Regions from separate parts of the Homo sapiens genome. Here region 1 is linked to region 2. A link is a loop called in an ENCODE intact Hi-C map of the cell type or tissue named here. Cell type or tissue: GM12878. All regions are shown on one strand. Each heading gives the region's core, and the rest is flanking DNA. Links, peaks and the distances in the headings are about the cores only.

Region 1 (15,227 bases), core at 4,168-12,167, 170 kb after region 2:
AGGTAGATTCTAGAATGATTAATAGGTTGCCTTGGTGACCTCACAATGTAGGATGCAGATATGACAATACCTGCCAATGGAATGTGGACGACATGACCTGGATGAGAGGACTATTTCTTGCTTATTGAAAGGCAGATTCCAGCTTTCTTTTTGTCACCATTGCCTCCTTATCAACTATTTTTGTGTTCATGAACATGGTAAACAAAGAAAAGTTTGTTTCTTGGAGGAATGTTGATAAAACAAGGCCTGGGCCAGGCACGATGGCTCATGCCTGTAATCCCAGCACTTTGGGAGGCCAAGGCGGGTAGATCACCTGAGGTCAGAAGTTCAAGACCAGCCTGGCCAACATGGTGAAACCCTGTCTCTACTAAAAACAAAAATTAGCTGGGCATGGTGGCGGGCACCTGTAATCCCAGCTACTCAGGAGGCTGAGGCAGGAAAATCACTTGAACTCGGGAGGTGGAGGTTGCAGTGAGCTGAGACAGTGCCACTGCACTCCAGCCTGGGTGACAGAGTAAGACTCTGTTCCACGCCTGCCCCCCGCCAAAAAAAAAAAAAAAAAAAACAAGTCCTAGAAAATATCCAGGGCTTTCTTTTCAAAACCCTCACTATTACTGCCTCAAATGCCTAAAAGTTCACGGAGAAGCCTTTGGAAAACATTTTCAGAGCATTTTCTTTTGTGCACTTATTCCTGGCTTGGTTTCATTCATATATTCATTAAATAAATATTTGTTGAGCATCTATTATGTGCCGGGTACTGTTCTACACCCTGGGGATATACCAGTTAGCAAAACTGGTAAGGTCTCTTCCCTCCTAAAGCTTATAGGCTAGTAGGAGAAGTAAACATGAATCAAATAATCATAAATGTGAAATTGCAAAGGACAAGTATTCATTTTATGAGAGTGAGGTGGGGGGTCGAGCAAAGCCTTCTCTGAGGAAGTCATCTTTGACCTGACAGTGGAAGGTTGAATGTGGATTAATTAGGTGAAGGTGTTGATGGGGGATGGAGTCAAGCATACAGTTGAGCTAAGGCTCGTGACCCGGAGTAGCTAACTGGAGACTAGGATTGGGAGACTTTCAAAGGAGAATCCAGGATTCAATATAGGTCTAATTTACTAAAGCCGAAGCTCTTATTTTCACCAAAATTTAAAGGGTGCACAATCTGTCAGTCTTACAACTCATTTGCGTAAAACTCTAAAACAGCACTTCTCAAACTTTAATGCACTTACAAGTCACCTAGGGATCTTGTCAAAACACAGATTCCCGGGCCCAATCACTGCTGAATCCCAATCTGATTTAGTAGGTCTGGGGTGGGGCTGTGAAGCTGCATTTCTAATAAGCTCCCAGGTGACAGTGAAGCATACTTTGAGGGGCACTGCTCTATAACACAGTACTCTTTTTATTTATTTATTTTTATTTGTTTGAGACAGGGTCTCACTCTGTCGAGAGTGAGCTATGATCGCGCCCAGGCTGGAGTGCAGTGGCGCGATCATAGCTCACTGTAGCCTCCACCTCCCGGGCTCAAGTCATCCTCCTCACTCAACCTCCCAAGTAGCTGGGACTACAGGTGCCCGCCACCACACTCGGCTAATTTTTTATTTTTTACAGAGATGGCGTTTCACCATCTTGCCCAGGCTGGTCTCAAATTCTTGGGCTCCCAAAGCACTGGAATTACAGGCGTGAGCCACCACACCTGGCCTCATTCATAGCTTTTGGAGTGTAAACCAAAAGAAAAATTTTAATCCCCGCCCAACCATTGGAATGGACTTCTTCCTAGGCCAGGGCACTTTAAAATTTAACCTGAAAGACTGCTTCAGGCCATGACGAGAAGCAGAGGTCCAACATGCCTCATTATACCTCTCCGGTATTAATATAAACACAGACCTTAGGACGGATAAGAAACATTTACAATCTGTCCTCTCTGAAGCCTGCTACCTGAAGGCTTCATCTATCTGCACAATAAGAACTTTGGTCTCCACAGTCCCTTAACCCAGACATCTCCTTTCTACTGATCCCAGGTCTTTGGATAAACTCAACCAACTGTCAACTAGAACATTTTTCAATCTACCTATAACCCGGAAGCCACGCCCCTCCTCCCCCTTGCTTCGAGTTGTCCTGCCTTTCTGAACTGAACCAATGTATTTCTTAAATGTATTTGATTGAATTCTCATGTCTCCCTAAAATGTATTAATTCTACAATTAATTTTTATGGTTTACTCAGTAGTAAGACCAAAACAAAAGAATGTTGTGATATGTAAATAAAGCAATGCCAAAAGCTAAAGATTTCAAAGACTTGGAAAGAACGAGAGAAATAATAATCATAAGCAAACTGACGTGTCAGTAATGTAGTGAAACTTCTCTAATTTATCCCAGTGAAGTGGGCTGTCAATTCTTACTCAGTGACAAGTTCAATTTATGAAATAGTTTTAAAGAAAAGTAACAAATTAATCTGATGTAACTAATGAGAAGCAATGTCTACATGTTTAATAACTCTTTAACAGGTCAATAAGAGCTATTTGTAACTAACACTTTCATTTTCTGACGGAAGCTCTGGATTTTATATGATGTGAGAGAAAAACCACCTCCCTTTCCAGGCCTCCATTACTTACTTCTGTCACAGTTCCCACTGATGTGGCACATTCCTCCTGGTGGCCTATGTGAAAACAAGTAGGCGAGAGAGCCAAGATTTCTCTGGTTTGGTTTTCGTGAGAAGGTTATGAAGTTAATATAGGGCCTAAAGTGAAATATTGCCATTTAAAAAAACTAGAAATGAACTCCTCTGTGCAGAGAAGAACAGGAAGATTAAGAAAGGGAAACTGGAGTAAGTTTTTATAATTTTGAGGAAATATCAGCTCTGCCACTTTCAACCTGGGGATCTTAGGCAACTTACATAACTCCTCTAAACCTCAGTTTCCTCATTTTAAAAATGAGAATAGGCCGGGCGCTGTAGCTCACACCTGTAATCCCAGCTCTTTGGGAGGCCAAGGCAGGTGGATCACTTGAGGTCTGAAGTTCGAGACCAGCCTGGACAACATGGTAAAGCCCCGTCTCTACTAAAAATACAAAAATTAGCCAGGCATGGTGGTGTGCGCCTATAGTCCCGGCTACTCCGGAGGCTGAGGCACGAGAATCACTTGAACCTGGGAGGTGGAGGTTGCAGTGAGCTGAGATCGTGCCACTGCACTCCAGCCTGGGCAACAGAGTGAGACTCTGTCTCAAAAAAAAAAAAAAAAAAAAAGAAGAATATTTAAAGAGAATAATTTAAGTGGCAATCTCTTTGTAAACTATAAAGTGCTAAACAAGTATTAGCTACCATTTCCAGGAGAGGCCTGCATTTCCCAAGTGGATATACATCCTAGAGAAGAAATGTGGTCTGGCCAGTGGGTCAGGATGTGTCTAGGGACATAATAGAATTAGATTCTAGAGTCAGCTTGCTTGGGTTCAAGTTCTTGCTCAACCACTTAACAGCTCTGTGTGAGCTTGGGCAAATTACATAACCTCTCTGTGCCTATTGCTTCAACTATAAAACGAGGCTACAGATAGCACCAATCACACTGGGTTGACGTAACGAATGAATGGGTTAACACACATTGTAGCAGCCACTGATCATTACTGTCCATTCTCCCCCTGTTCCTTACTAATAAAACCCCCGTTTTGTTCTAGGTGGCAGTGTTCGGGCAACAAAACTTGATTTGCTAGGCTCCCTTGCAACTATGGGTAGTCATGTGACACAGTTCTAGCCCTTGAGATACAAGCAGAAATCTATGGGCTGAGGCTTCCAGAAAAGCTATTTTCCTGATAAAAAGGAAAAGACTCAGCTGGCATAAGCCTCTTCTCTTTTGTCCTTCCCCCTATTCTGCCTGGAACCAGGACACAATGCCTGGAGGAGGAGCAGCCATCTCATGCACACTAGGAAGAAAGCCTCACACTGAGAATAGCGAAACCATGATGCAGGATGGATGCAGGATGGAGGGACGAGCTTGAGACCTGGATGACAATGTGACACTGTATATCTCCTGGCTTCGTATCATGTGGGACGAAAACCAAGCGCTCTGTGTTAAGCCCCTGGTGTTCTATTTACCTTATTTCAGGCAGCCAAACACATTCTCTAACCAATACAACTATAAAGCAGCTTGGTGCCTGGCTCATAGTATTCAATAAATGTTAGCTATTATTATTATCATTAGGCCAGCATTCTGTTCCCTAACCAGGTGGCTAGCAAATAGTCCCCTAACTTCCTTGTAATAGAATCACAATTTTCCTTTTCGAAATCACCCCCGCTTCCTGTTTTTTAGCCAAGTGATTTGCATGGGACTGACGCAGCCCCCAACTCTAAGCGCGGGCCCTGGTTGACTTAAGCCAATTATCCGAGCCCACTCCCCAAGCAACAGCAACTTTTCAGGAACAAGCACATAATTCAGGCCTAAGACAGCATATCCTCTTCTCCTGGCAAAAAGGAGTGTTTGGGGTGGGCGTATAGCTAAAGAAAGATATTATGAGTGAATCTCGGGGTACCTGGAGAGAGTGCTGGGACAGACTCACTTATCTCCCCCTAGTGTGGTGCTCTGAGCAAGGTTTCACCATGAGAAGAGCCAGTCCAGGGGGTGAAATTGATACATGGGGAAGGGCCAACCAAAAGGCAGGGAAATGGAGCCGGAGCCCTCCATCCTTAGTCTCTGGATCAAATCTTACCTTCGGAAGTTTCAAACCAGATTCGTTTGAAACTGGTTTTGCTCAGTTTGGGTCGGATCTTCTGCCACAGGCAACTACAAGATTCTTTCTGATACTGTTAGAAGAAAAAAATAATAATTTTACTGTAAGGACTACATGCCTACAGGGGAACTTTCCAAATCCTGGTGTAGTGCTTCTATTCAGTAAAATCTATAATCCAGCACCATATAAGTTCACATCACAATCACCTTTTTAAAAGAAAAAATGACAATAAGATTCACAATCAATTTTCAGTTGTGTGAATTCATTCAAATTTCTCTTCTGAAAGAAAAAAAAAGTCAGCCAGTTGAAAGTGTTTTGTTTTTGTTCTTTTTGTAAACACGTCCAGGAGAGGTCCATTAAGAATAAATTTGTATCCAGGCTTTAGAAGAACGCTGAGCCCAGAAGCAGACGCTAGAAATGTATGACTAATATTGAAATAATATTCACAGACAGTTGTCATGGCAGCCTACTCCGTCTGCACAAAATAGAACCCACTGCTTTTTTTTCTTTTTTTTTTTTTTTTTTTGAGATGGAGTCTCGCTCTTTCACCCAGGCTGGAGTGCAGTGGCGAGATCTCGGCTCACTGCAAGCCCCGCCTCCCGGGTTCACGCCATCCTCCTGCCTCAGCCCCTCAAGTAGCTGGGACTACAGGCACCCGCCACCGCGGCCGGCTAATTTTTTGTATTTTTAGTAGAGATGGGGTTTCACCGTGTTAGCCAGGATGGTCTCGATCTCCTGACCTCGTGATCCACCCTCCTCGGCCTCCCAAAGTGCTGGGATTACAGGCGTGAGCCACCGTGCCTGGCAGAACCCACTGCATCTTAACAGGATTTAGCAGAGGAAAACTGCTAGCATGCAGATAGCCTCTAAATGAATTAAACAACCTACTAATTGGTTTTGCTTTTATTACTGTAGATGGCCTTAGGACTCTACCCAAATTGTATCCAAAAGATCCCCAATTCTTGAAATCATTAGTAAAAATACACAATATGACTGGAGTTTAACACCTGCACCACACTTGAAATCTTTCCCTCAGACTGTGCAGAAAGCTTAGAGGCAAGTCTTATTGCGTGCCCAGTTGAATCCATGTGGAAACAAATCAGGCAGTAAGTGTTGTGGGAGTCGAGGGAGTAACCCATTCCATTTCCATCACCAATTAGCACTGGCTGCTATCAGGTGTTGCCTTTTAAATGGGACTCTAGAGGAGTGGGCAGTAGTAGTCAAATTGTTCTGTGTTCAGTTACCTAGTCACAGGGGAGTGACTTTAGAAACTAGGCACATCTCTGCCGGGTGTGGTGGCTCAGGCCTGTAATCCCAGCACTTTGGGAGGCCAAGGCAGGCAGATCACCTGATGTCAGGAGTTCAAGATCAGCCTGGGCAGCATGGTGAAAATCCATCCCTACTAATAATACAAAAATCAGCAAGGCGTGGTGGCGGATACCTGGAATCCCAGCTACTTGGGAAGCTGAGGCAGGAGAATCGCTTGAACCCGGGAGGTGGAGGTTGCAGTGAGCCAAGATTGTGCCACTGCACTCCAGCCTGGGCGACAGAGTGAGACTCTGCCTCAAATTAAAAAAAAAAAAAAAAGAGAGAGAGAAAAAGATACTAGACACATCCCAAGATAGGTTAAGTAAGAGAGGGGGAGACAAAACATTCTAAGCTCATCTGTTTCTCTCTCGAGTGGCCATCTCTAGGAAATGTAATCTCACTGAAAGTGATCGTGGGTGATTGTGAAGGTTATAGATAGCTGGTCTGGAGAGGTATACCATGTGAGGCCTTCTTTCCTATTAGACAGGTTTTTGCTTATCACCCTGCCTATCCCTCATCAGCCTTCTCTTTTGTCAAGTTTCTTCTTTAAGAGAAAGGAGACCGGGCCCAAATTCAGATCTAGTAACATCCTACATTAGGAAAACCACATCAAGCCACTATCTTCCATTAACATACTGGAACAAATGAGTCCTTTGGGTTAACTCATGTTCTTCAGACTTCTTGAGATGAGGCCATGTCATATACTTTTTTTAAAAAAGCTCCCGCACTACCCAACACTGTGTTCCCAGACATATTGCAGGCATGTGATAATGAACAACTTCCATCAAGGGACTGGAACACAGGGCAAGCCCTTGGTAGCTGGGGGACAAATTAAAGACATTGTCAAAATGGTACAGGAGAGAGCTACGGGTGAGCTATGTGCAAAGGTTCAATCAGTAGGATCTGTATTTTTCCTCATATAACTGAAACTTCTACTAAACAGTAGCATTAAAAATGAGGGATTTTATTATTCATTTCACAAGGAATCTGGAGTAGGGAATCTGGGGCTGGGACCCAGGCACCTTCCTTCTTTAGGCCAAGCCATGCAGCTTTCTTCTTCCCAATTGTCAACTCATGGGTGCAAAATAGTAATCACGACAGAAAGTGATGCCCTCCTTCTAGCACCACACTCACGTTCCAGGCAGAAAGAGATGAACTATGGGCAAAAGGGGGGATACCAAATGGGTCTACCTCCTTTCAAGGAAATGAAGCTGTTTTAGCCAGACACATCACCAAAGCAAACAAAATCAGGCACTATAGTGCAGAGGCTAAGCACAGCCCACGGAGCCAGATGGTCTGGGCTTAGAACCTTGCTTCTTTATGTCACTGTGTGACTTGGTCAAGTTACCAACTTACTCTGTGCCTCGATTTCCTCACCTGCAAACTATGATAATAGTACAGGGTTCTCATGAGGATTCAATGAGTTAATACGAGTGAAGCACTTAGAATAGTCCCTAATACACAGCAAGCACTGTACAACTGTGCGTTTTTACTTGTCTTATTGAGGAAAAGAGGAACGGATATTCCTCTTTTCCTCAATATCTGCTAGTAGATAAGCAACTAGCACTATCTGACACAGACATGTTGCCCACTGTATAATTGTACCTGGCCTGGTTACTGTGCCACACGTGAGCAAGCGCCCTGCTGTACATGAGAACTACTGGCTCCCCAGCAGACAGGGAAACCACAACCCAGGTGATACGGTTTGGCTGTGCTGCAACCCAAATCTCATCTTGAATTGTAGCTCCCACAATTCCCACGTGTCGTGGGAGGGACCCGGAGGGGAGGCAATCGAATCATGGGGCAGGTCTTTCCCATGCTGTTCTCATGAGAGTGAATAAGTCTCATGAGATCTGATGGTTTTGGCTTCCCCTTTTGCCTGGCTCTCATTTCTCTCTTGCCTGCCAGCATGTAAGACGTCCCTTTGCTCCTCCTTCATCCTCCGCCATGATTGTGAGGCCTCCTCAGCCACTGGAACTGTGAGTCCACTAAACCTCTTTCCTTTATAAATTGCCCAGTCTGGGGTTTGTCTTTATTAGCAGCGTGAGAACAGATTAATACACCTACCCTACCAGAAGCGGCCATTCCCATAACTGTCAGCCTCATCCCCACTTACTGGGGACTGAGAACAACCAAAACTTTCAGGCATCCGAGCCAGGGCACCACCGTTAGCCACTGTGCCAACGCTCATCCATTTGAGACACAGATCATTAGGACTCTTTCCATTGCAAGTGTCAGTAAGCCCATTCCAGCTGGCTTAAGCAAAGCTAGGAATGGTTTCCTCAAATAACTGAAGAGTCAATGGTATATGCATGACTGGGGCCGGGGCGTAAGTCATGGCACCCAGCTGCTCTATTGCTCAGCTGGGATCCCTTGGTGTCCGCTCCATCCTCAGGTCTCCAGCAGGTCGTGGACGTCTTTCATGCTTCATGGTCATTCACTAACTTCTGAACCTCCTCCCTATGTCTTGGTAATTCCTCCTGTTTGACTCCTAACTCGCCAAAGTAGAAACAAGAAATTTGCTTTTCCAGCCTCTTTGATAGCAAGAGCACAGGCAGGTAAACTCAGCTCTGCCAGCGACTTCAATCCAGAAGAGGGCAACCTGAAGACGTGGAGGGCTCCCAAAGGCCATCTACTGCCAAGGTTAGTGGCAGAGGTGTCCAGTTTCCAGAGACAGCAGTGGTCAAGATTCTGGGCTCCAACACTGGTGTGACTTACTAAATATGTACTCAGAGGAGGCAGCAGTGCGCACCTGCGCTGGTGCAGTCCCTCAGTGAGATTTGGACATCATTCCTGGCTTTGGAGTCACCGAGGCCTTCTTGGAGATCCTGTGAGCCATCTGGTGTCCTTTAATAAACTCCTTTTCCTCTTAAACTTGTGGGAGTGTTGAAGCCGCTTAGGTGGTGTTATGCTTTCGTAACAACCCCAAACGTTAGTGGCTTACAATGATAAAGGTTTGTTTTGCACTCCAGTTCCGCGGACAGTGCAGATGGGCTGCAGTTATGTAACATGGAGCCTTCCCTCTGAAACTCAGGCCAACCTGTCTATGGGGCATTGCTGTTCTTCTTGCAGCAAAGGGGAAGGACAGAAGCAGCCACCACACTGGCTCTTACACTTTTGCTTGGAAGTGATACTCATCACTTCTGCTCACATTCAACTGGGCAAAGCAAAGCCACCTGGGCAAGTCTATCGGGGGACCATGGTGTCAAAATCCTACATGGGGAAGAAAAGTGAATATTTTGAACAAGAGGATTCTGTTGTATGCAACCAAGAGCCCTAATATAACGCAATAGTAAGATGGCAGCAGAAGTGCCAGCCTCTACATCATCTCACGTTCAAGTCCAGGGTGAATTAGGAAACGTCTCTGCTCAAGAAGTCAAGCAAAAATCCAGGATTAGCTCTTACTGGAACTCATTGCCCTGGCTTGAGTCACCCTCAACACTGACACATTGTTTTCAAGACATATTCACTGAGCACTTACTATATGCTGGAAACTATTTAGACTCTGCGTAATACAACAGAGAATGAAGCCAAATCCATGCCCTCATGGATCTTTCATTCCAGTCGAGGATGGTGGGGACAATCAACAAAATAAATTAGTAAATATGTAGAAATTTAGTGCTGCAGGCCAGGCGCAGTGACTCACGCCTGTAATCCCAGCACTTTGGGAGGCCAAGGTGGGCGGATCACGAGGTCAAGAGATCAAGACCATCCTGGCCAACATGGTGAAATCCCATCTCTATTACCATTTGACCCAGCCATCCCATTACTGGGTATATACCCAAAGGATTACAAATCATGCTGCTATAAAGACACATGCACACGTATGTTTATTGTGGCACTATTCACAATAGCAAAGACTTGGAACCAACCCAAATGTCCAACAACGATAGACTGGATTAAGAAAATGTGGCACATATACACCATAGAATACTATGCAGCCATAAAAAATGATGAGTTCATGTCCTTTGTAGGGACATGGATGAAACTGGAAACCATCATTCTCAGCAAACTATCGCAAGGACAAAAAACCAAACACTGCATGTTTTCACTCATAAGTGGGAATTGAACAATGAGAACACATGGACACAGGAAGGGGAACATCACACACCGGGAACTCTTGTGGGGTGGGGGGAGGGGGAGGGATAGCATTAGGAGATATACCCAATGCTAAACGACGAGTTAATGGGTGCATCACACCAACATGGCACACGTATACATATGTAACAAACCTGCACGTTGTGCACATGTACCCTGAAACTTAAAGTATAATAATAATAAAATTTAAAAATATTTATATATATAAATTAGCTGGGCGTGGTGGCAGGTGCCTATAGTCCCAGCTACTCGGGATGCTGAGGCAGGAGAATCATTTGAACCCAGGAGGCGGAGGTTGCAGTGAACCGAGATCACGCCATTGCACTCCAGCCTGGGCGACAGAGCGAGATGCCGTATCAAAAAAAAAAAAAAAAAGAGAAGAAATTTAGTGCTGCAGAGAAAAATAAGCAGGAAAGGGGGGCAGTGAGTCTCTAGCATGAATGGAAAAGAATAATAGCAATTTTCAGTAGACAGTCAGGAAAGGCCTCACTGAGAAGATATCTGGGTATGACCCGAGCAAGGTGAGAGAACAAGCAACAGCGTGATCTAAGGAAAAACTATTCGAGGCTGAGAGCAGCAGCAGCAGCAGCAGCAGCAGCAAAGGCCCCGAGGCAGGAGAGGCCTAGTGTAACTGAAGGGCAGCAAGCAGGCCGGTGTGGCTGGAGTGCAGTCAAAGCAAAGGCAAAGTTATAGGATTTTTTTTTTTTTTTTTTTTGAGGACAGGGTCTTGCTCTGTGACCCAGGCTGGGGTGTAATGGCACAGTCACGGCTCACTGCAACCTCCGCCTCCCAGGCTCAAGCGATCCTCCCATCTTAGCCTCCCAAGTAGCTGGGATTACACGTGCATGCCACCATACCTGGCTAATTTTTGTATATTTAGTAGAGACGGGATTTCATCATGCTGGCCAGACTGGTCTCAAACTCCTGGCCTCAAGTGTCTGCCCACCTTGGCCTCCAAAGTGCTGGGATTACAAGCATGATCAACTGTGCTTGGCCAGTAAGAGGATTTATAACCAGAGAGGCACAAGCCTTGTAGGCCACTGTAAGGCTTCAGCTTTTCTAGTTGAGGTAGGGAGCCATTGAAGGGTTTTGCACAGAATGATGAGAGCTAATCTGAATCTTGAAAGGACCACTCTGGCTACTGTGTGGAGAATAGTCTGTAGGGGGGAAAGGGCAGAAGCTGAAAGGCCAAGATCTGAGGCTACTGGCTATGATCCAGGCAAAATGTGATAGTGGCTTTGATTAGAGTGTAGCTGGGGAGATGACAGAAAGCTAGCATAGATAGATCTTGCAGGTGGTGCCAATAAGCTTTGCTAGTAAGATTACACTGGGGGTGTAAGAAAAAGAAGAATCAAGTATGATTCTTAGTTTTAGGCCTAAATAGCTGGAAAGATGAAGCTGCCATTATCTGCGATAAAGAAAACAGAGGCCAGGCACGGTGGCTCACGCCTGTAATCCCAACACTTTGAGAGACCGAGGTGGGTGAATCACTTGAGGCCAGGAGTTTAAGAACAGCCTGGCCAAAACAGCAAAAGCCCATCTCTACTAAAAATACAGAAAAAAATCAGCCGGATGTGGTGGCGCACGCCTGTGATCCCAAGTACTCGGGAGGCTGAGGCACGAGAATTGTTTGAACCCAGGAGGTGGAGGTTGCAGTGAGCTAAGATGGCGCTGCTGCACTCCAGCCTGGGTGACAGAGCAAAACTGTCTCCAAAAAAGAAAAACAGATCAAGAGAGAAGCGGATTTAGGGGCAGAGATCAGAAGCGTGGACACAGACATGTGAGATGCCTAACCTAACAGACATCTAAATGGAGATGTTGAACATGTAGGTCTGGAGTTTGAGAGAAAAGTCTAGACTAGAGATACACACTGGAATCTTCTAGGTTCTCAAGGGTATTGAAAGCCATTAGATTGAATGAGGTCGCTGGGGTGGTGAGAACAAATAGAGAAGTCCAAGCACCGAGACCTCTGAGGTACGGCTGTGTTTAAAGGTCAAAGAGATGAGGCTCCAGCAAAAGTGACCAAAAAGGAGTATGCAGTGAGAGGAAATAAACATCGCGAGAGGTCCGCATCCTAAAAGCCGAGGGGAAGGTACCTCAAAACAGAGTGATGGGTTGTTTTCAATGCTGCTAGTAGATCAAATCTGATGAAAAGGAAGAGCTATTCTGTGTAGCAATGTGGAAATCACTGGATCAGAGGAATTTTGGTGGAGTGCTGGAACAAGTCCCAGTGGGGGGACAGAACTGGAGAGAGCACCAGACCAATCTAAGAACTGTATTATAAAGGAGAGCAGAGACATGGAAGTGGCACAGGTGGAAGTGGAATTAAGAGCTTTTTTCCTGTTTTTTTGCTTTTGTTTTCGTTTTTGAGACGGGGTCTCACTCTGTCGCCCAGGCTGGAGTGCAGTGATGCGATCTCAGCTTGTTGCAGCCTCGACCTCCCCAGGCTCAAGGGATCCTCCCTGCCTCAGTCCTCCAGAGTAACTGGGACTACAGGTGTGCGCCACCATGCCTGGCTAAGTTTTTTGTATTTTTTTATAGAGATGGGGTTTTGCCATGTTGGCCAGCCTGGTCTTGAACTCCTGAGCTCAAGCAATCCGCCCGCCTCAGCTTCCCGAAGTGCTGGGATTATAAGCGTGAGCCATCGCACCCGGCTTTTTTTTTTTTTTTTTTTTTGCCAGGTTCTCACTCTGTCACCCAGGCTGGAGTGCAGCGGTGCAATCATGGCTCACGACAGCCTCGACCTCCTGAGCTCAAGGGATTCTGCCCGCCTCACTCCCCCAGAGTAGCTGGCACCACAGGATGTTTGGCAGCGCCCCGGCCTCTCCCTCCTGGGTGCCTATAGTACCCCTCTCCCAGTCATAACCAACAAAAGCGTCTCCAGATATTGCCAAAGAACTCCCAAGATTTTGTCCCCCAGGGGACATTTTGGGTCATCACAACTGGGTGGTGGGGGAGGATGTGTGCTACACGCATCCAGTGAATAGAGGCCAGGGATGCTGCAAAACATCCTACAATACACGGGACAGCCTCCTACGACAGAGTTAGCCAGTCCCAACCCATCCTGATCCAGAGGAAGAGCACGAGAGCAGACGGTGGCTGGCAGGGGACTTCCAGAAGTTCTCTTCTGATTGCTTCCATTTTTTCACCGCAATAGGAAGCTAGATCATCAGCTGTAACCGAGATTAGGGTTGGGGGTACAGGAGGTTTACGGAGATAAGACATGAAACCGTCCTTAGAAGTGGACACGTATTCTGGACTGCAGAAAGGGTTCACTTGAGCTAAGCAGTCATGAATTTAGTGTGAAACCAGTCAGCTTGGATGTGTTCTTCTTGGGCCATGTTCAGGGGCAGGGTAGGGAGACAGTCAGATGTAAGAGATTGTGGTTTTACCAACAAGCACAAGGAAGAAATGAAAGGGCAAACAAGCAAGTGATAAAAATGACCACAGAATTTGAGCTGGGTGGGGCCGGGCGCGGTGGCTTACGCCTGCAATCCCAACACTTCAGGAGGCCGAGGTGGGCGGATCACTTGAGGCCAGGAGTTTGAGATCAACCTGGCCAACATGGTGAAACCCCATTTCTACTAAAAATACAAAAAGTAGGCCAGGTATGGTGGGGGGGCGCCTGTAATCCCAGCTACTTGGGTGGCTGAGGCAGGAGAATTGCTCGAACGGGAGGCAGAGGTTGCAGTGAGCTGAGATCGTGCCACTGCACTCCGGCCTGGGCAACAGAGCGAGACTCCGTCTTAAAAAAAAAAAAAAAAAAAAAGATTGTGATGACACCTTGCGAGGGGCGGCGGGGAGAACAGAACACAGTTTCCCTCCTGGAATGGAGAAAAGGAACAAGAGTTTTTCACCAAAGGCAGATACCTGTGTCGCATGCAACAGAGGGACACCAGCTTCTTTTCTGCACAGAGGTTAAGCATGCAACAGAGGGACACCAGCTTCTTTTCTGCACAGAGGTTAAGTGTGGGAACTTGGCAAACATACCTTTATACCCAGGGGCAGACAGAAAAATCGGGATGTGGGGGGCTGGAGAGCAAAGCATTTCCTAGAGACACCATCCAAAACACAACCAGTGGGTGTAACTTTAGGGCCAGTTCCTGGCAGTCTTGTTTTCGACCGCTAGGGGTTTGGAAACAGGTGGGATACACTTATTATCAGGCTTCCCAGGAGTCCTGAGGCTCACTGACTAGTGGGAAACGTGGAGCTCTCAGGAACGTATCCTCCGGCCGGTGGCTGGCCACTCTGGTCATCTCGTGGCCCACAATCTAGGCATCAAGCGCTCGAGAGGCCTCTGAAAACGTCTCACCAAAAAAGCAGACTAGAAGGGGGCCCCATGATGAATATGACAGGGAGCTAACTGAGGACATCGGGAAACGGGTACTAGAAAAACCCACGCCACTAGCTGGCCTGCCTCTACTTCTGGGCGGGGGGCGGGGGTGTGTGTGTGGGGGGGATTACATGGCAGATAACTGCCTCCGTTTTCCTACGTGGAAGATGGGCATAACATTGAGACCCAGAGGTGAAAGGGGACGTGTTTAGTCCAACCCTTGTATTTACAAAGGAGGAGACTGAGACCAGAGGTGAACTGACTAGCTCGAGCACCCAGCTCATGAATGGCCAAATCAAGACGAACATCCAGATCCCCACCTTAGTGTTCCCTGCACCCACCTGGTTTCTTCCAGAGGCCTTCCCAGGAAGACAGGAGTTGGCTGAAGGGAGTTCCTGCCACAAAATCAGTATCACTTATCAACCTACCGACCTCAGCAGAAGATCCAGAGAAAAGGACAGCTGCTGCCTGCAGACCAAGTTCACCTGGGCGCTTAAAGATGCCCCCCCCCCCCCGCCCAAATGATTGCAGGTGGGTTTTCAAGCTTGAGAATGGTGAGCAATCCTAGGGTGGTGACGAAGATCCACCTGGAAGCCCTGAAGAAGGCAAATGACACTGACGATGAAAAACAAGAATCACCCTTTGTGATGGAGGGTCCCAGCCCGTTACCCAGACTACAGTCCTGCAAGCAAGTCAGGGACCCCGCACCAGGTTGAATACTCTGCTGTTACCGTGTGAAATTCTCAAAAACTTAACAAGGGGCCTGGCATCTTCA
Region 2 (15,227 bases), core at 3,386-11,385:
TTGAGAGCAGCTTGGGCAACATGGCAAAACCCTGTCTCCACAAAAATACAAAAATTAGCTGGGTGTGGTGGTGTGTGCCCGTAATCTCAGCTACTCGGAAGGTTGAGGCACAAGAATTGCTTGAACCCAGGGGGCAGAGACTGCAATGAGCTGAGATTGTGCCAGTGCACTCCAACCTGGGCGACAGAGTGAGACCCTGTCTTAATAATAATAATAATAATAATAATAAAAGCTTTAGGGCAGGAATTAAAAGAAAGTACTTAGAAGAGGGCCAAGGGGGCATCTTGGAGGTCAAGTGCCTCATTTCACCTTGGACTTGGGGTTGTATATGCTGGCCTACTTCCCGCATCTTGCATCCTTTTTCCCTTGATTCTTCCCTTATGGGGGCTGCCCACATGCGCGGTGGCCTGCCAGCAATTGGGAGGTGAGCATGCGCAGTGTGTTTACTGGAGGTGTACGCATGCTCACCTGAGGCGTTCTTCCCTTTACCAATAGAATGTCCCCAGAAGGTCATATACCACTTAAACTCCTCCATTTTGCCCCTTAATGCACATGCTCCAGCGCATTCGCCCAATTCCTGAGCTCTTACTGGGAAACCGCTGATCATCAGTTTCAGGTGTTTTTATCTATTGGGAAACTGCTTTTCCCTGGTGCTGGCTGTGACCAATTATTATTTTAGAGAGACAGTTAACCGACTGACCATGACCTGATGGTCACCTGACATCTGACATTCCTGGTGGTGGTTGGCAGGGAAGGGGAGGGGTGCTCTCCTGTCCTGTTTAATGTCTGACTAGCTACCTACTGTAACAATTCTATTAAAAAACTTTTAGAGTAACGATATTTGGTAAGGAGACTGGATACCAGATACATTACAACAGTAAATAGGCTTTTTTGAATAAGTACCTATGAGGCCATAGGGACAGGACTTGGCCCATGCCCACTAATGTATTTTTCCATACATACTGACCAGACCTTGCAAGCTGTTTGAAGAAACTAAGATAAACAGCAACCCCCAATAAATCTTACTCAAGGCACCATACTGGCTGATCGCAGGACCTTGAAAAACTAAAATAAGCAATATCCCAACATAAATCTTACTCAAAGGAGTTAACCCTATCACCCACATGTGCACAAGACCAGACCGCCCAAGGAGGGGCTTATCTGCCATTTTCCGCTCATGTGATGTATGTGTTAGCATAACCCCTTACTACGCCTGTGCTTCTTGAATTCCACCCTGCACATGTGGACACTCTCCTAACCTCATGAATTAGGTATGTCACCCTCATTAAGACACCGCAGTGCACTCCCCTCAGAGGCAGCTGGAGAATTTTTTTCTCCTGCACTGTCTCCCTTATGCCCAACATTTCTGGGCATGTCTTAATCAACCTTATCTGGAAAAGGCTTGCCTGGCCTCATGTCTTTTCTTTCTCTTTTTTTTCTTCTTTTCTTTTCTTTTCTTTTTCTTTCTTTCTCTCTCTCTTCTCTTTCCTCAAGACAGAGTCTCGCACAGTCGCCCAGGCAGGAGTGCAGTGGTGTGATCTCGGCTCACTGCAACCTCCACCTCCCGGGTTCAAATGATTCTTCTGTCTCAGCCTCCCGGGTAGCTGGGATTATAGGCATGTGCTACCATGCCCAGCTAATTTTTTGTATTTTTAGTAGAGACGGAGTTTCACCATGTTGGCCAGACTGGTCTCGAACTCCTGACCTCACGTGATCTGCCCGCCTTGGCCTACCAAAGTGCTGGGATTACAGGCATGAGCCTCCATGCCCAGACAGGAAAGGAGCCTTTATTTCTTATAAAGGGTTATATAGCCTGCAGGCTGGCTATCCCACAGGCTGCGAAGTGTAGCCTCCAGCAGACACTTCGAGGGAGTGGGGAACAAAGATTTATGCTGAACGGGTTACATCCCATGTTCACTTTGGCGGGGAGACTTAACATTTAAATGGATAACAATTAGTCCCTATCAAAGCTGTAGTGATGGCTGGTAGAACAGAGGGTTGGGGGGTCACTTAGTGTTTGGTGGTGGGTGAGCTGCAATTGCATCAACATTGCTTATTTCAAAACCAGTGCTTGTTTAGTTGCTAGAATAAAAGGGAAAAGAAAAATCCTTGTGGCAATTAGAACACAGTTGATTCCTTTTTTTTTTTGAGACTGAGTTTCACTCTTGTTGCCCAGGCTGGAGTGCAATGGCTCGATATCAGCTCACTGCAACCTCCACCTCCCGGGTTCAAGAGATTCTCCTGCCTCAGCCTCCTGGTAGCTGGGATTACAGGCACCCGCCACCACGCCCAGCTAACTTTTTTGTATTTTTAGTAGAGATGGGGTTTCTCCATGTTGGTCAGGCTGGTCTCAAACTCCCAACCTCGGCCGGGCGCAGTGGCTGACGCCTGTAATTCCAGCACTTTGGGAGGCCGAGGTGGGTGGATCACGAGGTCAGGAGATCGAGACCATCCTGGCTAACACGGTGAAACCCCGTCTCTATTAAAAATACAAAAAATTAGCCGGGCGTGGCGGCATGTGCCTGTAGTCCCAGCTACTCAGGAGGCCGAGGCAGGAGAATGGCGTGAACCCGGGAGGCGGAGCTTGCAGTGAGCCGAGATCGCGCCACTGCACTCCGGCCTGGGGGACAGCGAGACTCCGTCTCAAAAAAAAAAAACACAAAAAAAACCAAACTCCAACCTCAGGTGATCCACCTGCCTCGGCCTTCCAAAGTGCTGGGATTACAGGTGTGAGCCACCACGCCCGGCCCATAGTTGATTCTTTAAGTGTAGGAGCGTGTAACTTAACCCTTGCCTGGCGTGGCTTTAGGTCTTGTTTATAATTTGGTATCTTATTGCCACAGAGGGTCCCTTCCATCAGTCTTATGATCTCTATTTCAGCATTAATTCTGGTTAGTTGTTCTGTCTAAACTGCAGAGGGAGATGGTATAACGAGATGTTTCCAACCTCCCAGCTCTCATGGCAGGGAACACAGTTTTTAAGGTCTTTCTGGGGTGCCCTTGGCCAAGAGGGGTTCCACTCAGCTGGTTAGTGGGGGTGTGGATTTTATTTTGAGTTCTCAGTGGCAAAAGGTAACATGAACAAAGTCAATAGACAAACAATAGATGTGGACAAAAATGTATAATAAAGGGTTAATTTCTTTTTTTTTTTTTTTTTTTGAGATAGAGTCTCATTCTGTCACCCAGGCTGGACTGCAGTGGCACAATCTTGGCTCACTGCAATCTCCACCTCCCGGGTTCAAGCGATTCTCCTGCCTCAGCCTCCTGAGTAGCTGGGATTACAAGCGCACACCACCACGCCCAGCTAATTTTTGTATTTTTAGTAGAGAAGGGGTTTCACCATGTTGGCCAGAATGGTCTCGATCTCCTGACCTCGTGACCCCCCACCTCAGCCTCCCGAAGTGCTGAGATTACAGGTATGAGCCTCTGTGCCTGGCCTAAAGGGTTAATTTCTACAGTATACAAAAATATCTTGCAAATTGATGAGAAAAAGATGTATAGACCCAAAAAAAAAAAAATGAGCAAAAAATATGAAGAACAAGTCCCAACACATGAAAAGGTGCTTAAATTGTCTAGTGGTCAGGGAATATATCATGCTAATATCATTTTATACTCATGAGATTCACAAAACACAGAAAGAACTCTAACATCCAATGCTGACAGAGATGAGGGAAAGGGGAATTTTCAGGCATTGCTGACAGTAATGGCATTGTCACAGGGTTTTGTTTTGTTTTGTTTTAAAAACAAGCAACAGCATTTACTTTTAAAAGGCAATTACTATACTAACCAGCAATTTGACTTCCTGCAATCTGTCTGATATGGTTTGGCTATGTCCCCACCCAAATCTCATCTTGAATTGTAGCTCCCACAATTCCCACATGTTGTGGGAGGGACCTAGTGGGAGGAATTGAATCATGGGGGCGGGTCTTTCCATGCTGTTCTTGTGGAAGTGAACAAGTCTCACGAGATCTGATGGTTTGATAAAGGGGAGTCTCCCTGCACAAGTTCTCTTTTCTGCCGCCATATGAGATGTGCCTTTTGCCTTCTGCCATGATTGTGAGGCCTCCCCAGCCACCTGCGAGTCCATTAAACCTCTTTTTCCTTATAAATTACCCAGTCTCGGGTATGTCTTTATCAGCAGCATGAAAATGGACTAATACATTGTTCCATTAGTAGAGATAGATCAGTATCTCTACATAGGGACATATATACAATATTTATTGCAGCTTTGCTTTAGTGGTCAAGAACAGGAAACAAAGTAAACACCTAATAAAAGTAGGATCGCTGAATAAAGGGTGGTCCTCCATAGCAAGGAATATTATACAGCCATTAAAAAGAATCAATTAATGAACAAAAACGTTCATGGCAGCACTGGCCATAATAACCCCAATGCCTATTAGAAGGAGAATAGATCGATAAATTCTGGTATAGTCACACAATGGGATAGTATACCACAACCAGAACGAACAAGCCACAACTACATGCAACAACATTATAAATGTCAAGAATATAATATGCAAAAAAGTATGTACTGAACGTTTCTTTTATGTAAGGCACAAAACAGACTAAAGAAATCGATGCTGTTACAAGTCAGGAGGATGGATACCCTTGGGGAGGTGGGAGGTCAAGGGGAGGAGGCACGTTGGGAGAGGTAGCAGTTCTCGGGCACTGGTAATATTTTATGTCTTGATCTGGGTGCTGGTTACGTGGGTGTATTCACTGTGGAAACTCATCAAGCAGTACATTCATGATTTGTGTATTGAGAAACACCAGACTTAAAATTGTAATAACTTGCAGGGATTTCAACTAGGTATTGATTGTTGGTTAAGAAAAACAGGATGTGGAAAATCATGTATAATATAATCCCATTTTTGGCCGGGCGCGGTGGCTCACACCTGTAATCCCATCACTGTGGGAGGCCAAGGCGGGCAGATCACGAGGTCAGGAGATCAAGACCATCCTGGCTAACACGGTGAAACCCCGTCTCTACTAAAAAAAATACAAAAAATTAGCCGGGTGTGGTGGTGGGCGCCTGTAGTCCCAGCTACTGGGGAGGCTGAGGCAGGAGAATGGCGTGAACCTGGGAGGTGGCACTTGCAGTGAGCCGAGATGGCGCCACTGCACTCCAGCCTGGGCAACAGAGTGAGACTCCATCTCAAAAAAAAAATATATATATATATATATATAAAATATATTATAATATATATATTATATATATATAATCCCATTTTCATACAGCATACAACAATAAAACCACCCTGATTATGTATTCCTGGGGGTGTAAATACATGTACATATGAGGATATATGTGAGTCTCTATAGATTTATATGCAGACAGATAAAAATATGGAAAGCTGGCTAGGCGCAGTGGCTCATGCCTGTAAGGAGGCCGTGAGAGGCCAAGGCAGGTGGATTACCTGAGGTCAGGAGTTGAAGACCAGCCTGGCCAACATGGCAAAACCCCATCTCTACTAAAAGTGCAAAAATTAGCTAGAGGTGGTGGTAGGCGCCTGTAATCGCAGCTACTTGGGAGGCTGAGGCAGGAGAATTGCTTGACCCCGGGAGGCAGAGGTTGCAGTGAGCTGAGATCAAGCCATTGCACTCCAACCTGGGCGACAGAGCAAGACTCTGTCTCAAAAAAAAAAAAAAAAAAACTTGGAAGGCCATATAGCAGGTTAAAATGGCTTCCCTCAGTGAGGGAGAAGGGGATGAGGGTCATGCTGATATTGGGGGAGGAAAGGGAAAAAGGAAAATAATATGCCCTTGTTTAAAAATGACAACAACAACAACAACAACAAAGTATAGGCCAGGTGTGGTGGCACGTGCCTGTAATCCCAGCTACTTGGGAGGCTAAGGCAGGAGGATTGCTTGAGTCCAGGAGTTCAAGGCCAGCCTGGGCAACATAGCCAGACCCCACCTCAAAAAATACATATATGATCCCATCTATGTAAAAAAGATACAGAAATTTAGAAGTAGGTCCTACTAAGGTTTAAAAATTGAGACCCAGGAAATGATTTATGTTGCATAACTCAAGCACATGGCATATTATGAACATTTGGTCATTGTCTGGGAAAAAATATGAAGCCTAAAGATTATTAACAAACAGCAAAGAATACAAACAATCTACTTATCAACTGCTAGCAATATGGTGGACTCAGACAACCTGAAAATTCTTTTACTATAATCACTTAGAAATACTGGGTAAAATGTAACTTAACTATTTTAAATGTAGAGCTAGGCCCACAAATAATAAAATCAAATCCCCGGGTGCCAGAAACAAAGAAGGAAATGAAAAAGCAGAAGGGTGAGTGCCTGAGTTAATGGGGAGCAACTGTCTGCAGAGCCTGGGGGTTTGGGAATGAATGCCCACACAGGGGCAGGAAATGAGGCTTTGGGGCTCTGGGAGCTAGGGAATTGCCCAGAGAGCTTTGCTTACAGCTGAGACCCTCAAATAACTATTCTATAAATGAAAGGATTTAAAAACAAGAGGGACCACAGGACACAGGGCTTTTGGTGGGAAAAAAATAAAAGCTCTCTGAGAAGTCAAAACCACAAGACCACAATTCACATTGCTTTTACTCTACCCACATAGTTCAGAAACTCCAGACTAAAAAGTACCGTGAGAATTATTCATCAAGCAGTGATACTCCTGGGGCACAAGGCAGAAGCAAACAAAAAACTTCTTTGAATTGAAGCTCCCACATCCCAAATATCATGGAATGTTCACACACAAAAAAATAAACCCTGCTAATGATGAGTTCACAGTAGAATATTACAAAGCCCATTGGTGACTAATCCAACTCAATCAACAGTCTGCACATAGTACAAACATACAATTATACCCCCACAAACTCCAAATGCACACAGATAACCAGAAAGAGATTATTTTAAAAATACATATAAAGTAACTGCAGACTAGATAAGACACAATCAGATCCTAATAGAACTAAACTCTATGGAAAAAGGACAAGAAGGATTGAAGAAACATCAAATAGAACAGTAACCCCATAATGTATCAGGGAATACGTTTTTTAAACAAGATTATAGGGATGATAATAAATTCTTCACTGAAAGACATTAGAGAAGACTAAAATGATTGAAAAAATGTACCATTTCACAGATGGGAAGACTCAATATAGCGAAGGTGGCAACTTTCTCCAGATTAGCTTATAAATTTAATGCAGTTCCCATCAAAATCCAACAGAGGATTTTACAGAATTCACAAACTGATCCTAAAATCTGTACAAAGTGCCAAAGGGCCAAAAAAAAAAATGTTAAAGAATAAAGGTAATGGGGATGGGGCTCATACTACCAGATATCAAGACTATTATAGACAGGCACTGTGGCTCATGCCTGTAATCCCAGCACTTTGGGAGGCTGAGGCAGGAAGATCACTTGAGCCCAGGAGTTTAAGGCCAGCCTGGGCAACATTGTGAGACCTTGTCTCTACAAATAATAAAAAAGTTAGCCGGGTGTGGTGGTGTGTGCCTGTAGTCCTAGCTACTTGAGAGGCTGAGGTGGGAGGACTGCTTGAGCCTAGGGGGCTTGAGGCTGCAGTGAGCCATGATCATGTCACTGCACTCCAGCCTGGATGACAGAGTGAGACCCCATCTAAAAAAAAAAAAATACTATTACAAACCTATAGTATGTGATACATGAGATATTAGTGAGAAGATAGTCAAAGAGACCAGTGGATCACAAGGCCTAAAAACAGACCCATGTGGATATGGAAGCTTACTGTATGGCAGAGGCGGCCTTACAAATGAGTAGGAAAGAATGAACTGTTCAATAAACTGTGCTCCCACATCATACCTTAAAATCATTTCTAGTGGATGAGAGAGCTAAATGCTCTTGAAAAGCAAAATTTAAAAAAAACCTTTGGAGGATACAGTTGATTCTCATTATTCACAATAGCTGTGTTCTATAAACTCGCTGTGAACACTGAATTAGCAAATACTGAACCATTGCTCTTAAGGGAAACACAGGGTAGGGTTCCCGTGAGCCTCTGGTCACGACATTTTCATCACCCTATCAATCCAGAACCTTGTTTTGTGTATGTTTCTGTTGAAAGGCATCTCATTGAATTGTATTGCTGATTCCTGAACACTAAACTCCCGGCCAACAGGGCCATCCCTCATGCTTGAAGGAAGCTTCTCTAACACGTGTTTTCTCTGTAAGGCACATCACAGCTTCCTTGCGCTTGGGAGTGCCAGACAACACTTCCATCTATGCTTGGGGGCCATTTTAAACAGCAAAGTCACCCACAAAAAGCACAAAAATGTGGAAACGGTGGCACTAAATGTGCCTCAAGAAGGACACTTGTTTACAGTTTGACAGCTGAGACAAGAAGGCAGAGTGTCACCTTGTTCCACCTCAGCTGGGAATGTGCGTGACTCAGATTTTTTCACTACTTTTGCATGTGGTCACTGAAGATACTGATTTTGGCAAGTAGGCAAATTTGCAAATACAAAATCTATGAATAATGAGGATCAACTGTATCTTTCTGATCTTTCCAGGAGTGAAAAGGATTTGTTTGTAAACAAGACACAAAAAGCACAAATTATAAAGAAAAAGACTGACAAACAGGACAAATAACAATTTAAAACGTCTACTTGAAAATGGATGCCAGAAAAAGAGTGAAAAATCAAGTCACAGACTAGAAGAAGACATCTGCTTCACAAATAAAGAACAAAGTATTGGTATCGAGAAGCGTTTTTAAAGTTCTTAGAAATCAATAAGAAAAATACAACCAGCCATTAGAAAAATGAGTAAAGGCTGGCTAGGTGCGGTGGCTCATTCCTGTAATCCCAGCACTTTGGGGGGCCGAGGTGGGCAGATCACCTGAGGTCAGGAGTTCGAGACCAGCCTGGCCAACATGGTGAAAGCATGTCTCTACCAAAAATACAAAAAGTAGCCAGCCGTGGTGGTGGGTGCCTGTAATCTCAGCTGCTCAGGAGGCTGAGGCAGGAGAATTGCTGGAACCTCGGAGGTGGAGGTTGCAGTGAGCCAAGATTGCAACACTACACTCCAGCCTGAGTGACAAGAGTGAGACTCCATCTCAAAAACAAAAACAAACAAACAAAAACCAAAGTGGTCATTTAGTTACTATATCAAATCAAGAATATGTTATCATTAGTGCAGATTATCTTATATGGGGGACTGGCAATGAGTAACATTAGAACACGTGAGAAATAATTTCTAGACTTGTGTCTCAGTGTGTCTCCATTCTGTAAGTGATACACCTCTTCACTTCAAAAAGAGAGTGGCAAGAGATAAGATTGAATGGGGAGGAAGGCACCTTCTCCGACCACACTAAGGGGTTTGAGTTTAATGCTGAAGACAACAGGAAGCCAGTGAGGAAGCTGAAGAAAGGAAGGATAATCTTAGAAGTAGAAAGTGTAGAAGAAACCCAATAAAAAAGAAATGGAAGCTAAAGAGAGAGGGTTGGACAAGAGAATGAAAACGTATATCCATGCACATACTTGCAACTTGAATGTTCTTTGCGGCAGTTTTCATAACAGTCAAAAAGTAGAAACAGGTCGGGCGCAGTGGCTCACACCTGTAATCCCAGCACTTTGAGAGGCCAAGGCAAGCGGATCACTTGAGGTCAGGAGTTCAAGACCAGCCTGGCCAACAGGGCAAAACCCCGTCTCTACTAAAAATACAAAAAAAATTAGCCGGGCGTGGTGGCACATGCCTGTTATCCCAACTACTTGGGCGGCTGAGGCAGGAGAATCATTTGAACCCGGGAGGTGGAAGTTGCAGTGAGCAGAGATCGTGCCACTGCACTCCAGCCTGGGCGACAGAGCAAATGAATGTTCATCAACTGATGAGTGGATAAACAAAATGTGCTATATCCATACAGTGCTATACTAGTCAGCAATAAAAAGGAATGAACTATGAATATGTGCTATGATACAGATGAACTTCAAAAACGTTATGCTCAGTGAAGAAAGCCAGACACAAGAGACCACATATTGTTGGGTTCCATTTATGTGAGTTATCCAGAAAAGACAAATCTATAGGCAGAAAGTAGGTTCATGGTTGCTTGGAGAGTGGATGGGGTGGGGCAGGGTGAGAGCAGTAGGAGGGTTAACCAGAAGTGTGCGCGAGGGATCCTATTGATCTAATGAAAGTGTTCTCAAACTGATTTATGGTGATGGTTTCCTAACTTAGGAAATCTACTAAAACATTATTGAATTGTACACTTGAAAAGGGTGAATTATAGGATCCAAAATATCCCTCAGTAAAGTTATTTTGAGAGAGAAACAGAGAGTAGAAAAAAGCACCTAATCGGCTTAAGAGAGCTTGCGGGCCAGCTGAGAGGGAGAACGCGCCTGGGCATGAGACTCTGCCCGGCTTCTGGTCCACAGGCCTCTAGGCTCTTCCTGCCCAGGAATAGGGCATCACTTTCAGGCAGGGGCAGCTTGGAGAGCTGAGCTGACCGTGGGTCAAGTGGACTTGGCCTTTGATCCTGCTCTCACTGTGTATCCTACCTCTAGCTAGACCTTGGCCTTGAGACCTGCTTGCCCCAGTTCTTACCTAAGAGGATCTAGCATTGCTTTTGACAGCCCCATTCAGTGACCTGAGCCCAGAGGCTCCTTACTCCAGCCCCACTACCACCACTGCTGACCACCGAGCGGGTCCGACTGACACCTGCCTGCCCCGCCTCAGCTACTGGCCCTTCTGATGGGCACTAGGGCAAGGTCTTCCAGCTGTTGCCCATGAACACACTCTTAATTTTGGCACTGCCTCCATTTGGCTGCAACTGAGAGAGATGGTGGCCCATAATAAGATTATGCTGTGGTGGTCAACCTTGGGCAAGGTACTTAACCTCTCTGATCTTCATTTTCCTCGTGGGTGGAACAAAGAAGATACTGGCATCTCTCTTATGGGATAAAATGAGATCATTCATGTAAACTGCCAAATACAGCAGCCAACACATAGTAGGTACATACAGTGGGTGTGTCTAGTTCTATGCTTGGGTTCCTTTCTGTTTGGGTTGAGAGACCTCAGTCTCTCTGCATGCTGGAATGTGACACAGGTCACCAAACAGACTTACAAGTGTTGACTCTAGAAAAATTGGTACCATTATCAGTGATACATCATATTGATAGTAGGTATCCTTGATATAATTTATTCAAGCAGAATAATGCTGGCTTCATAGAATGAGTTGACAATTTTTGCATCCTAAAATGCCACCAGGATGGCACTTAACCTCTGTGGTCTTCCTTCCCCAAACACACAACCCCAATCTAATCAAGAGAAAAACATCAGACAAATCCTAGTCAAGGGAGATTCTACAAAATACCTGAGCAGTACACCTCGAAACTGCCAAGATTATAAAAAAAAAAAAGGAACTGTCACAATCAAGAGGAGCCCAAGGAGACGAGATGACTGAATGTAGGTAATGCCGTATCCTAGATGGGATCCTAGAACAGAGAAATAACATGAAGTGGAAGCTAAGAAAATTTGCATAAAGTATGCGTTCGTTCAGCAGTTGCCAACCTTTTTGGCACCAGGGACCGGTTTGGTGGAAGACAATTTTTCCACAGACTGGGGTCGGGGGATGGTTTTCCACAGACTGGGGTGGGGGGAAACTGTTCCACCTCAGATCACCAGGCATTAGATAGATTCTCACACGGAGCACGCAACCTAGATCCCTCACATGCACAGTTCACAATAGGGTTCGTGCTCCTATGAGGATCTAATGTTGCCACTGATCCCACAGGAGGGGGAACTCAGGCGGTAATGCAAGCTCACCTGCCACCCACCTCCTGCTGTGCGGACCAGTTGCTAACAGGCCACAGACTAGTACCTGTCCGCAGTCCAGGGACTGGGGACCCCTCCGTTAGTTAATAATAATGCATCAAGGCCAGGCGCGGTGGCTCACACCTATAATCCCAGCACTTTGGGAGGCCAAAGCAGGCAGATCACCTGAGGTCAGGAGTTCGAGACCAGCCTGGGCAATGCAGTGAAACCCCATCTACCAAAAATACAAAAATTAGCCAGGCGTGGTGTGTCTCTACTAAAAATACAAAAAAATTTAGCCGGGCGTGGTGGCAGGCACCTGTAATCCCAGCTACTTGGGAGGCTTAGGCAGGAGAATCACTTGAACTCAGGAGGCAGAGGTTGCAGTGAGCCAAGATCACACCACTGCACGCCAGCCTGGGCAACAAGAGCAAAATTCCATCTCAAAATAATAATAATAATAATGCATCAACATTGGCTCATTAATTGTGGCAAGTTTACCATACCAATGTAAGACGTGAATAGGGGAAACTGGGTCTGAGGTATGTAGAACTCTCTGTACTATCTCTACAACTTTTCTATAAACCTAAATCTATTCTAAAATAAACAGATTATTTACAAAGCAAAAACACAAAAAGTCTGTCGTCCACACATGTATGGATCTATTTCTGGACTCCATTCTGTTCTATTAACCTATTTATTTATCTTTACACCAATACCACACCGTTTAATGAGTAGAGCTTTATAATACATCTTGAAATAAGGTAGAGTGTTAGTTCTCTAAATTCGTTCTGCTTTGTCAATGTTGTTTTGCTTATTCTAGTTCCTTTGCGTTTTCATATGAATTTTAGAATTAGTCTGTTGATTTCTATTTTTTAAAAAAAGGCTGCTGGGATTTTCATTGGGACTGTGTTGAATCTATGGATTAATAAACTGGGAATGGTTGGGGATCTTCACATTATTGAGTCTTCTGACTCAACACAGTATATCTCAAGATTTATTTAGATCTTCTTTAATTTCCCTCAGCAATATTTGTAGCTTCTAGTGCACAACTTGCAAATACTTTGTCACATTTATTGCTAAATATTCCATTTTTCGAAGCTCTTTTTAATAGTATTGGTTTTGCTATTGTTGTTGTTGGTTTTTGTTTGTTTGTTTTGAGATGGAGTTTCGCTCTTGTTGCCCAGGCTGGAGTGCAATGGTGCAATCTCAGCTCACCGCAACCTCCGCCTCCCAGGCTCAAGTGATTCTCCTGCCTCAGCCTTTCGAGTAGCTGGGATTATAGGCATGTGCCACCACGCCTGGCTAATTTTGTACTTTTAGTAGAGACAGGGTTTCTCCATGTTGGTCAGGCTGGTCTCGAACTTTCGACCTCAGGTGATCCGCCCACCTCGGCCTTCCAAAGTGCTGGGATTACAGGCGTGAGCCACTGCACCCGGCCAGTATTGGTTTTTAAATTCCAATTTCTGATTGTTCGTTGTGAGTATATTGAAGTAAAACTGATTTTTATATATTGATCTTATATCCTGCAAACTTGCTAAACTAGCTTATTAGTTCTGGTAGCTCTTTTGTACAGTCCATCAGATCATGTCATCTGCACATAGAGATAATTTTTCTTCTTCTGTTCAAATCTGGATGTCTTTATTTCTTCCTCTTAACTGATTATACTGGCCAGAGCTGTAGGTTTTTCATATATGCCCTTTATTAGGTTAAGGAATTTTCCTTCTGTTTCTAGTTTGCTGAGAAGTTTGATCAGAAATGGATGTTGGATTTTATTCAACATCTATGTTTACTGCGATACTCATATGATTTTTTTGGTTTGTTAATAAGGTGAATTATATGGAATGAGAACAGTATTTAGTCTAAAGCTAATTATTCCCCACCACTGAGGCAAGGTCCTTTGGAGTACTCTATCCAATGCTCCAAAAATCAGGAGATTTTCCACACTAATTAGTGGGACAAGGCTTTATTCTGGGCCCTAAGTGAGCAGCGGGTGGTTCTTTCCCTGGCCTCAGGTAATTTCCTCATGTGCATGCCCTGCTCAGCCTTCTGCTAAAAACTTGAGGGGAAGCCTCTGCAGATTTCCAGAGTTCTCTCTCTGTGCAGCTGTCTCCTCTTCAGGACTATGTCCTACAAACTCTAGCCACCTTGGACTCCCAATTTAGGGATTCTTCTGGCTTTGCCTGAGTTTCCCCTCCCTGTGCCACAGCCTGTAAACTCTCTGAAGGGAGTAAGCTGGAGCAATTGTAGGGTTTACCTCATTCATTTCTCATCTCTCCAGGATGACTATTCTTTAGTGCCTGATGTGCAGTGTTTTGGAAATAATTGTTTCAGATATTCTGTCTTTTGTTTTTGTTGTATCAGGAGGATACATCTGGTCCCTGTTACTCCATGTTGGCCAGAAGTAGAAGTTGACTTCAGGTTTTCATTTACTTTGAAAATCTTCTAGCTGGATGATAGAGATTAAAAGTACTTTTATTTTCCAACTCAGCCTGCCCTGGCCCCTTTATATTCCTCATAAATCCTGCTTGAAAACTGAACAGTTTTTGCTTTGGCTCATCTCTCTTTTCTTATACTCTATTATACACAGCTAGGACCAATCAGCTGTCACTTTCAACATTTTGCCTGTAGACCTCCTTAGTCAAATCCAAATTTCATTAAGAAGCTTTTCCATCTTCCATATTATCATAAACTACACTTTTGGAAATTGTTTCAAAACCACATAACATGTGTAACCATGTTTTGTAGCCTGCAATAGCAGTTTCCTAGCTAATTTTCCAGGTTTTGCTGTTTCCTCACTGCTTTTCCAGCCTCTGCCCTAATGTGGCAGGCCAAGTCTCACTAACACAGGCCTCCATAACAACTGTTTCAATACTGACTGAGTGGTTAAGTTAAATATTAAAAGCTAAAAAGCCAGTGCCCTTATACAAAGGCTGGAATGTAACAAAAGCCCACCAAGAGTTTTGCCTAGCCCTTCCCTGGGCCTTAAAGCATGACAAAATAACGAAGGAATTCTTAACAGGACCCATTTAGGATTAAACATGTTTTATTGTGGGTCTGAAGAAACTCCCCAGGCCTCTGCAAACAAGTTTACTGGGGGTCTGAAGGAACTCCCCAAACCTCCGTGATTTAGCAGGAGACAAGATACGGGTAATCACCTCAGCACTTGGACCCATTTAGATTAAGTAAATTTACTGAGGCTCCAGAGGAAGGTCTTCAGGACTCAGACCTTAGTTACAGATTAAAAGAAGTTAATCACTTATGTCTTTAGATGAGTGCACACTTACACGTAGGCATACAGCTTAGAAGGTATATAAGCTCTGGAAAACTTTGTAATTTTGAATTGGCCTGGCCATAATTTCCAGGTCTTCTCCCTGTAGCCAGTTGCAGAAATAAGAACTCTCTTCCTCTCCAGTTCAACTGCATCTCGTTATTGGGCCACAAGAAATAGCAGCCCGATCCTCAGTTTGGTCCAGG

Evidence for each region. Hi-C counts contacts between places; a loop is a spot of excess contacts. Peaks named below come from ENCODE experiments on the same cell type or tissue, not always from the same donor. Only the 100,000 strongest peaks of a DNase experiment are listed, where the experiment ranks them.
Region 1: it touches region 2 in a loop (10-fold over the local background); 2 of 110 quality-filtered maps call a loop at or near these places.

Annotation. Positions count from the first base shown.
Region 1 is chrX:18,675,697-18,690,923 of GRCh38, reverse strand. It overlaps PPEF1-AS1 (PPEF1 antisense RNA 1), which reads left to right. Exons shown (of 3, transcript NR_046642.1): 3 at 2,019-2,281. It also overlaps a transcript of PPEF1 not described here. Among named protein-coding and RNA genes, the nearest start is that of TRV-TAC1-2, 8.3 kb to the right of the region's middle. In GM12878, for the core only: no CTCF peak of the experiment used is centred there; a DNase peak (open chromatin) is centred at 7,803.
Region 2 is chrX:18,847,706-18,862,932 of GRCh38, reverse strand. No RefSeq gene overlaps it. Among named protein-coding and RNA genes, the nearest start is that of PHKA2-AS1, 35 kb to the left of the region's middle. RefSeq lists enhancers at 1-389, 6,402-6,641. In GM12878, for the core only: no CTCF peak of the experiment used is centred there; DNase peaks (open chromatin) are centred at 6,552 and 8,372; H3K27ac peaks cover 3,404 bases.